2 separate regions of the Homo sapiens genome follow, and region 1 is linked to region 2. A link is an interaction called in ENCODE POLR2A ChIA-PET data of the cell type or tissue named here. Cell type or tissue: HepG2. All regions are shown on one strand. Links, peaks and the distances in the headings refer to the core of each region. The heading gives the core; the rest is flanking DNA.

Region 1 (5,359 bases), core at 1-5,000, 290 kb after region 2:
CTGTCTGCTCCTCACTCTTCACCCAGAATTAAGACATGCTGGGCCGGGAGCGGTGGCTCACACCTGTAATCCCAGCACTTTGGGAGGCCGAGGAGGGTGGATCATAAGGTCAGGAGTTCGAGACCAGCCTGGCCAACATGGTGAAACCCTGTCTCTACTAAAAATACAAAAATTAGCTGGGCATGGTAGCGGGCACCTGTAATCCCAGCTACTCGGGAGGCTGAGGCAGGAGAATTGTTTGAACCCGGAAGGCCGAGGTTGCAGTGTGCCAAGATCGGGCCATTGCACTCCAGCCTGGGTGACAATGCAAGACTACGTCTAAAAAAAAAAAAAAAAAAAAAAAACACAACCACAACAACAAAAAAGACATGCTAACTAAGTTCAAGCAGGTCCCATGCCTCCAATGCAGGCTGTCCTGACCCAGCTTTGCCCCTTCAGTTCTTATCCTGCAAACCTAAAAAGCTGCTACACCAAGTGGCTTCTCTAAAAGACCCCAAGAGCCAAAAGCGACTCACATTTTGGTCTCTGGGGGATAATGTGATCCAGATTCCCTTACGCCATGCTGAACAAGGGAAAGCAAAGAGTATAGAAAATCACTACATTGGCAGCAGGGAGACGGGGGTTCTGATCCCTGCCCAGCTATTCACACAGTGAGTCATTTACGCAGGTAATTTTTCATCCAGGAGGCGAAGGAGATTTGAACATGCACCTGGACCAGGACTAGGACTATCTGTAAAAGATCTGAAAGATACCAAGGGAAGGGGAGCTTTGATTGCTTCTCCATCCAAGGTGGGGGCTGAGCTAGACAGAGTAGAAAGAACTCAGGTATAGTCTCCAATGCTAGGCCCACCACTTTCTCACTGTGTTCTTGGGCAAGTCACTGGACATCTGAGTCTCCGTTTCCTCATCTGAATACAGGGGTCAAAATTTCTACATTGAAATGGTTTTCCTTCACTTGCCTGTTTTATGATCTTAAAATTGGTAACTGCCTTCTCTGGGCCTCCCTTCTTTCCTTACCTACTTATCAGCGCTGTGGCAGAGTAGGAAAGGGCATGGGTTCTAGGGCGTGATTTGCAGTGTGATCTTGAGTCAGTTGCTTCTCTGTGTCTCAGTTTTCTCCTTTGTAAAACAGTGGCTACCTCATGAATTTGTTACAAGGACTAAAAGAGAGGAAAGTATATCAAGTACTTGGCCCACTGTTAAGTGCTACACAAGTGTGAACTCGCTTACATTGTATGTGTGACTACTGAGTTAAGAAATACCACAGATGAAAGGGTAGAGCATCTGGGTTCCAGTTCCAGTTTTGTCACTCGCTTGCTTTGTGATCTTAAATAATTACTTACCCTCTCTGGGTCTCCTTTTACGTCTTCAGTAAAATGAAAGGGTGGGAGCTTCCTAAGGGCCTTCTAGTTCTTGCATTCTGTGTACCAGAATTGTGTACAGAGATTCTGGTACAGAATCCATCTTTGAACCTGCTGCTCCCTGGACCTGATATGTCTAGCAGTGCTTGTGGAAAACCTACTCCCTTCTCATCCTCTGGCCAGGTTAAGTTTAACCTCCTATGGGAATATTTCCCTGAGTCACTCAAAAACAAACAAACAGACCGGGCGCGGTGGCTCACGCCTGTAATCCCAGCACTTTGGGAGGCCGAGAGGGGCGGATCACCTGAGGTCAGGAGTTCAAGACCAGCTTGCCAAAATTGTGAAACCCTGTCTATACTAAAAATACAAAAATTAGCTGGCTGTGGTGGCACACGCCTGTAATCCCAGCTACTTGGGAGGCTGAGGTAGGAGAATCACTTGAACCTGGAAGGTGGAGGTTGCAGTGAGCCGAGATCTCGTCACTGCACTCCAGCCTGGAAGACAGATCAAGACTTCATCTCAAAACAAACAAACAGGCTTGGCACAAGTGGCTCACGCCTGTAATCCTAGCACTTTGGGAGGCCCGGGCAGGTGGATCGCCTGAGGTCAGGAGTTCAAGACCAGCCTGGACAACATGGTGAAACCCCATCTCTACTAAAAATATAAAAATTAGCCAGGCATCGTGGCGCATGCCTGTAATCCTAGCTACTCAGGAGGTTGAAGCAGGAGAATCATTTGAACCCGGGAGGCAAATGTTGCAGTGAGCCAAGATCGGGTCACTGCACTCCAGCCTGAGCAAGACTCCTTCTCAAAAACAAACAAACACACTCCATTGGCTTCTTCCTATGCTTCGAGCATTTACCTGGATACCACTCTTCTGAATCTGACTTATCATTCTTAGTTTCCCTCGTTCTCTCCCTGCTTACCAAGCTGGGTACCCCTCGAGGGCCTGGTGGGCCTGGAGTGACAAAGTGCCTGGGCTTTGAAGGCACATCCCAGCCTCAAGAAAGCTCTGTCCCATACTATCTGGGTGATGTTCTAACTCTCAACTGCCTCATCTATAAAATGGAGACAGTAATACCTACAACACAGGGTCGTGAGGATGAAGTGCCCGAATATCCACTTCTGGCAGAGGACACTTAGATGCAGTCACGTGAAAGGGCTGGACGTCACCTTTCTCTTTGGAAATGTCCCCAGGGTGTGGCACAAAGGAAGCACGAAATACAGTATTAGTGGACTGCATGTTCTGGGGTGAGCAGCTTGGAAACCCCCAACTCCCCATCCGCCAGGCCACAAGGAGTTAATGTTCAACAACACCCTTCTGACCCGGTTCCTTTCCAAACCAGGCCTGCAGAAGCCGACGGCTGCTCCCATTGGGCCCATGCCTGCCCCGCCTTCCCGCCCGGGAGGTCTTCTGCGCCCAGCGCTCCTCCAGCTTCTTTTGCTCTCCCCAGAAGAATTTAAAAAGCCAAACAAAACCCTTTTGCTGTGATCTCACCCCAGACAAACGCACGGCTCCCAGACAAACGCACAGCTACAAAAGCAGCCCGCATTTGCATTCTAAACCGTCCCGGCCTGGGATGAAAAGCAGAAAATGAAGTCAAAGCGGCCGGCAGAACAATGAGCCCCTCCCGGCAGCCGCCGCCCCGGCCGCCCCCACCTCACAGGCTGAATCCCAGGCCCGAGACGTGGGGCGTCCGGAGCAGCCCCCGCCGCGGAGGAACGGCCGAGGCGCGCCCACCTCCGGGGCCGTCCGAGCCTCGTCGGGCTCGGTGGACTGGCCCCGCCCGAGCGCGCAAGCTTCCCATCTCTGCTTTCTCTCCTCCAGGGTGAAAGGACGGACGGCCCCGACCCGCAGACCCGGCAGAGCCCCGCGGGGAGGGCACCAGGCCAAAACTAGGAGGAAACCGACCAAGTGGGCTGCGGCGGCCGGGAAAGAAACCACGTGCGCTGATGTCCTCAGAAACGCAGGGAGATGTTCCACCCACGGAAACCATTTGGGTTCTGCTAAAGAAGGGGGTCAGGGGTCAGAAAGGGCTCTTGGAGGGGACGGGAAATATATATGAAATTTAAAATATCTGTATATATTTTTATATATACATATGTATATATGTGTGTATACATGTCTATGTGTGTATACATACATATGTGTATATACATATTTTATATGTGTAGTATATATGAGACCAGGTTAAGTTTAACTTCCTCTGGGAATATGTGTGTGTATATATGCAGATAATATATAACATATAATAACATATATAGCATGTAATATATAATTTCAGCGTATATGTATATATGCTGAAATCTACAAAATAAAAGTCAACACTCCAGCCGCAGCATTCGACAGCCCATAGGGACACAACAATCCGTTGATCCTACCCGCCTTTTCACTGCCCCCCACCCATCCCTATGCCATCGGTTTCTCTGCTTCCTCAGCATAAAGTCCATGCTCCGTCATTTTAATTATTCGGTCTAAACTCCCTTGCCACTCGAACCCATAGGTGTACGCACCTGCCAAACCCCAAGCAGGTTAAATTCAACTCTTGTCCACCCTCACCTGCGTCTGCCGGGCAAGGCACACCACCTTGCTGACTATTCCCAATAAATTCTTGACACTAACCCCAAATGGGTGGTTAATGCTGACTTACATCCCTACTACATTTTCCCAGTGGATTCTCTTCCACTCTTCTAAACAAATACTTTACATTTTCTCTTTTCTCAGCTCCCCCCTCTGCTCCCCCATCCTTCCTCACTGCTGCTAACTTTGTTGCTGTTTTATTGAGGAAATAGACGCAATCAGGCCAGAACTTCTGCAAGCTTTCCCCAGGCACCCACCTGATTTGTAGCGTGGCTTGCCTGGTGGCCATCCTGTTCTGCCCTCCGACCTGTGATTTCGCATGAAAGCTGTCTTGCCCTGCCATAGGCCGAACCTCCACCTGCATTCGACGCCCAAGCCCTTCACAGCTCTGAAAACCCTCCCAGAGCTCTTCTCTTCTGCACCATCACTTTTCCTCTGTCTGGATCATTGGCCTCAGCTCACAGACACTACCATTTCCACCATCTTAAAAACAAAAGCAAACCAAAAACAAGAGTCTCTTTTGGCTCCCTATCTTCCTCCAGCTACTTAACCCATTTCTCAGCTTCCATTTACAGGCCAGCTCTTCAAGAATTGTCTGTGTTAAGGGGCTTCAAACTTGTATGGTTCACCTGCCTGCAGAAGAGAATTTTGAAAAATTGTGTACTCTGGCCGGGCGCGGTGACTCACACCTGTAATCCCAGCACTGTGGGAGGCCAAGAAGGGCGGATCATGAGGTCAGGAGTTCGAGGCTAGCCTGGCCAACATGGTGAAACCCCATCTCTACTAAAAATACAAAAATCATCTGGGCGTGGTGGCAGGCACCTGTAATCCCAGCTACTCGGGAGGCTGAGGCAGGAGAATAGCTTGAACCCGGGAGGCGAAGGTTGCAGTGAGCCGAGATTGCGCCACTGCATTCCTTCCTGGGTGACAGAGCAAGACTCTGCTCTGCAGGGGAAAAAGAAAATAAAAAAGAAATATTGTGTACTCTAACACACATTTGTAAGTTGTATCTAAAACTGCTCAATATAAATTTACATATAAGATCCAGGTGCAGCTAAATAATCAGCCACACACTCTGAATTTTATTATTATTATTATTATTATTATTATTATTATTATTAAGCTTAGTAAAATACCCACAACGTAAAAATTTACCGTCTTAACCATTTTTAAGTGTACAGTTGGGTAGTGTTAAGCTAAGTAATAGTCACACTGTTGTGCAACCAATCTCTGGGATTTTTTATCTTGCAAAATTCAAACCCTAATCCCATTAAATGACAACTTTCCATTCCCTCTTTTCCCCAGCCCTTGGCAGCAACCATTCTACTTTCTGTTTATACGAGTTTGACTGTTCTGGATATCTCATATAAGGAAAATCATATAGTATTTGTCTTTTTGGTGACTGGCTTACTTTACT
Region 2 (5,377 bases), core at 324-5,323:
ACAAACATGTATAACCTCATTCCTATCATGAGAAAATACTAGACATACCCAAATTGAGAGACATTCTATAGAATACCTAATCAGTATTTATTAAAACTGTGAAGCTCATGAAGACAACGAAAGCAGAACTGCTGCAAACTGGAAGAGACAAAGGAGAAATAACAGCTGGATGCAATCTGAGATCTTAGACAAGATCCTGGAACAGACAGGGAAAAACATTTGTGTTAAAATGGGTGAAATTAGAAAAAGGCCTGTAGTTGAGTTAATTATATTGTACCAAATGTTCATTTTCATCACTTGATAATTGTACTATGGTTATTTAAGATATTAACATTAGGTGGAACAGGTAGATAACAGAATTCTTTGTATTATTTTTTCCACTTGTCTGTAAGTCTAAAATTAGTTCAAAATAAAATGTTTCAAAAAATAAAATGATGTTGCTTATGTAAAACAATTCTTTATGAAATGTAGTATAGTGGTTAAGAGCATCTTTTCTGTATTCAAACCCTAGCTTTTTAACTTATAAACTATATAATTTTGGGCAAGTTATACCTATCACTCTGGGCTTCAATTTATCTCAAAAAGTAGTATCCTAATACCCACATTGTGTTTGTTACGAAGATTAAATAAGGAAATCCTTGCTAAAAACACAGGTCAACACAAAATATACTCTTAATATATTTTCTCTTTTCTTGTAATAGCCAGTGGTTCATCTATGTCAGGAAGCCATTGGGTTTCATCTGCCAAAAGATGCCCTCATCAAAGACACCAATCACCTCTTGAGAATGAAAAGCAAGAGAATACAAGGAGAAAAGATATGGCCTCGTTAGGATGTGCTTTGAACCAGGGGTTGTCAGCTCAAATGCCTACAAGGACCAAGCCTATGACACCAGCTAGTGGAGTCAACCTGGGCAGGAATGTGGTGAGCTGGAGAGCCAGTGTGCTCTCCAAGGGGAACAGCTGTGTTCCTGCTGTCACCATGATAAATTGTGGCCCAGTATTGCCAGATCTCCCAATTTTGCAAGAATCTTGGCTTTTTATAAGAAAACTCCCAACTTCTAAATGTTGGTAAATAGTTCAAAAATGTAAAGCATCCTGGTTCTAAGACTACAAATGCCAAACCCCAAAAGCGAGTGAGCCAGATGCAGCTGGTGGGTTCCACCTCGATTGCCAACTTTTTAGCAGGTACAGCTGGTGAAGTAGGGAGTGGGTGGGGTTTTTGTATCCAAAATGCCTGGGTACAAATTCACTCTGTGGTTAATTAGCGTTACCCACACACACATGCTTACACATGCACACGTACATGCACACCAGTTACCTCATCATATATATTTGGTAGGCTCAGAATTAAGCAAAATTGAAGATAATTTTTAAACTGCAGATTTCAGAAATTTTTATATACTCAGGTGCATTATGAATCCTGATTAGAGTCTATGTAAGCTATGTATACCTTTTATTTTCTTCCAACGTCATCAGCCACCTAGGCATTTTCTGAGGCACTACTCATGGCACAAGCATTCTGTGAAAACACATATGGGACCCTGGACTAGATGGTTTCTAATGCTCCTCCCAGCCCTGACCCTCCTTGTTCCTGAGCTCAACAACAAAAGGATCTTTCTTTTTCCCCACAGTGCTTGGTGCATGGTGCACCACTGGTAAATGCTTACGGAACTAATTGCCTCTTGCAAAGGAATTTGGGGCTCACAATAGTGTCTGTACTTCAGATTAGGAGGAAAAAAAAAAGAAATCAAGCCAGATGCCACAATGGACTAAAACAAGCTCCCCGACTTTGCCAGTTGGTTTTGATTGTTTACAAAGAAAAAGCCAAACAAAGAAGGAGGTGGAATTTATTTCAGTAAACAGCATCTTTCAAAGAGAAAGAACTCAGTCTTCTCTAAGAGAGGTGCCCTCACTGCTGTTACAATCAGAAAACGTTTGCAAACAACCACTTGGTTAAAGAAAACAACATGTTCAAACAACAAAACCATGGGTTTTCTCAGAGCATTTGGGGTGTGTTTGTGTTTGTGTGTGTGTTTGTTTGGGAAGGAGGGTGGGAGGGATGCACTTGCATACATAGTCATCTTCAAGTCTAAGAGCATTTTGGTGTCTCAAGATAGGAAAGTAACAGGTTTTTAAATGCAGTGCATTGAAGCTGCAAGCGATTTTACACCCTGTCTTGCCAAATATTCCTCAATCTGCAGATAACACAAACAAGTCCCAGGGAGGTTAAGTGGATTTCTTAAGGAACAGATTCCACCCCTGTTCCCTGTCTCCCCTTCTCTTTTCTTCCTAGTGTTCTTTCCCCAGTATGCTGCCTCTTAGAGCACAGGAATATTTTAAGAAACAGTTTACGAAGCCACAACTCTAAATACATAATACCAGCAACAGTGATACAAACATGGGAAATGGCAGAAGTGAAACAGAAGAGTAAAGTGTTAGTCAAGGCAAGGAGGTAAACTCTAAAGCAACACAATTGCATGCACTCCTAAATCCAAAGGAAATCCGATCTCATTGCTGGGAGATATTATAAACTACGACAATAATAATAGCTCTGCCTAACAATGAACATTCCCTAAGCGCTCTCTTTGTGCCAAGCACTGTCTTGAATGCTTGTTCTCTGTCTTATTCAATCTCACAGTTACTGCCTCTGCAAGAAAGGTGGCGCTGTCATGATTTCAACAGAGGACAAAACTGAGGATCAGGAGGCCCGAATAAGTAATTGCCCAAGGTTACGTAGTGCAGAAGTAGGTATGCTGGAATTTGAACTCGGATCGATCTGATTTCAAAGCCCTGAATAGTTCTACCACATCAAGGGCAGGAATGATGCGAAGCCACTTACGTATTATGGTACTTGTCAGTGTTTGTGTACCTAAAGACAATGCTCATTTTATGTCTACTGTGTGCCCAATGTGTGTCAGTCACCATGGTCAGTCTGAGGATGAAGCAATGAGACCCTGCCTGGTCATTCAAGGAGGGATCAGGGGAGGAATGAGGGAGACAAGAGAAGCATTACAATCTGGGCCATAAGAGAGCATACAGGGGTCCAGCACACCTAATACCAGGGTCCTAAAAGGGTATATGGAACTGATGGCATTGAAGGTGATCCTTAAAAGAGGAACTCAAAGAGGAAGCAGGAAGAAAATGCTGCTTTAGATACAACGAACTGGAAAATCAAAGATCAATGGCAGCAGGGACTCAGGGGGAGTCAGAGAAAAAGCATCCACTGGCACATAGCTGGAGTCTGAGGTGTGTCCTGAAAGGTAAAGGGAGACGATTTTGAAAAACTGGAGGATTTTGAACTTTGGGCTGAGCAGTTTGAACTTTATGTTGCAGGTTATGAGGGTAGGATGGGGGTAGGTTAAATTTAAGACATAGGACCACAGAAATGTCCTAACTGAAACAGGAATTAGCCTGTGGGAAACAGGAATTCAACAGGGGCCCTCTTTAAGAGTCAGACAGGGCTGTGTTAGAACTCCAGCTCTGCCACCCACTAACTGTGTGGCCTTAGATGAGTTACTCCCCTTGCTGAGCCTCCTCTTCCTCATTTGTGAAATGGAATAATAATACTATCTAGCTCATAAGATTGTTGTGAGGGTTAAAGAAGCATCGACTGCAAAGCGCCTTTGCAAATGCCTTACACATGTGAGTTATTATTCAGTGGTGAGTCCTGATTTCCATAATGTTTGATTTGTCAGTGGTTTGGGGTAATCAGTGCCGACGTCTTTCTCCCTTCAAAGCTTGCGCCATGGCTGTGATTCACAGAGAGTTTGTGGAAGGCAGCACTAGTTTAGTGGCAAGCAGGCTCAGTTTCTGATTCTAGCCCCGCAGTCATTGGCGGGTCCTGCATGGAATGACTTCAGGCCAAATAAAACCTCTCTCTGGGATTTAGAGTCTTCTTTCAACACAGTGGGTGGCATAGAGTTGACAATCAGCAAATAGTGGTGTCCTTTTCTTCCTTTCTAAGTCTGGTATTGCCTGTGTGTCTAGAAACCCATTTAACTTCCCTGGGCCTCAGTTTCCTTGTTAAGAAAATGGGAATAATCATCTTCACTGGATACTTTGTAGGATTATTTTGAAGCTCAAACAGCAGTTGGGATAAGATGGTGCAATGCTTTGTAAGCTGAATCACTTTACAAACATACGGGATCATTATTATAAACTGAGCCAAGTTCAAATGGTTCCACTGAAATTCTGAGTCCCTGAGGCTAAAATGAGTTAATATTTGGAGTGGCCTCCTGAGCTCCAAGGAAGAATAACAATGAAACTTTCATCTCCTGGACTAATAATAGTGAAAAACAGTTCACCGTTATGGGCCTATTCATCGCTACCCCGTGAAAACAGAGCTAACTGCTATAAAACGAGGCCAATTAAATCTACACAATTCTGCTTCCTGCCTCCCATCCATTTCACCTATTCTCCCCCTCTCCCAAATAATAGCCTTTCTCCCCTCCCTTCTCTTCATGGTGAAGTCTTACATCTGTGAAGATCATAAAACGCATGACAGCCATTGGGGGAAAAAAAATCACACTAGTACACACACACAAACACACACACACACACACAAACACATCAGCACATCCCTCCCCAGCAGTGTCCTTAAGAAAAGGAATAACCAGTTGGAGACAGCTGCATTGATGGTGCCACTAAGCAGCCCTGGTGACATGGCCAAGGGCATTTCTTGACTCCTTTGCACGTGCTCTGCACACCAAGACACACAGGCTTAGCCTGAAATCAGCCCTGAGTGGACATTCAGAACTTAAATGCTCTTTAATTAAAGCAAATATCATGGCATTTGTTCCAAGAGTCTGCAAGAGTTACTGACCAGCGGACTTCCTTGAGTTCCTTTCCCTGTCATAAGAAGTTGAAAATATCACCTCACAGATCACCCATAGATGTTTAATGCCCTAATTTGGAAATACTGCATTTCTGTTTTTATTTTTAGTTTTGCAACTTTGGGAACAGTGCAAAAGAGAAAGACCTAGGTTATGATGGAATGAACACTGGACATAAAGTGAAACCACCAGAATTCAAATGCTTACTATGTTCCTTATAAGTTGTGTCACCTTGTGTAAGTCACTTCTCATCTGCAATACGGGGAAACAATGCCCACTTCTCAAGTGCTGGGGAGCTCAATAGAAGTATCCCAGAAATAAAAAGCCTCATATACTGTACGTTTCTCCTGTTGAGTAAGTGTGAGTTGTGATCCCTCAAAAGGGCGACGAATTAGGATCAGGAGCCATAGAACCTGAATCTGGCCTCTGTTGCTAACCAGTTGGGTGACCTTCACAAATCATTGCACCTCTTGGAGGCTCATTTTTCTCACACCATTCAAGAAATATTCGCAAAATTTCTATCATGTGGCAGGTTCTGTGTATAA

The links. Peaks named below come from ENCODE experiments on the same cell type or tissue, not always from the same donor. Only the 100,000 strongest peaks of a DNase experiment are listed, where the experiment ranks them.
Region 1: POLR2A ChIA-PET joins it to region 2 with 10 read pairs; 3 of 35 experiments call an interaction of 5 or more read pairs at or near these places.

Annotation. Positions count from the first base shown.
Region 1 is chr1:56,474,687-56,480,045 of GRCh38, forward strand. It overlaps LOC124904185 (a long non-coding RNA gene), which reads right to left. Exons shown (of 2, transcript XR_007066106.1): 1 at 4,200-5,359. Among named protein-coding and RNA genes, the nearest start is that of LINC01767, 62 kb to the left of the region's middle. RefSeq lists an enhancer at 2,243-3,016. In HepG2, for the core only: no CTCF peak of the experiment used is centred there; DNase peaks (open chromatin) are centred at 1,565 and 2,775; H3K4me3 peaks cover 907 bases.
Region 2 is chr1:56,187,422-56,192,798 of GRCh38, forward strand. No RefSeq gene overlaps it. Among named protein-coding and RNA genes, the nearest start is that of LINC01767, 220 kb to the right of the region's middle. In HepG2, for the core only: a CTCF peak has its summit at 2,674; DNase peaks (open chromatin) are centred at 1,610, 2,820 and 3,800; H3K4me3 peaks cover 2,559 bases.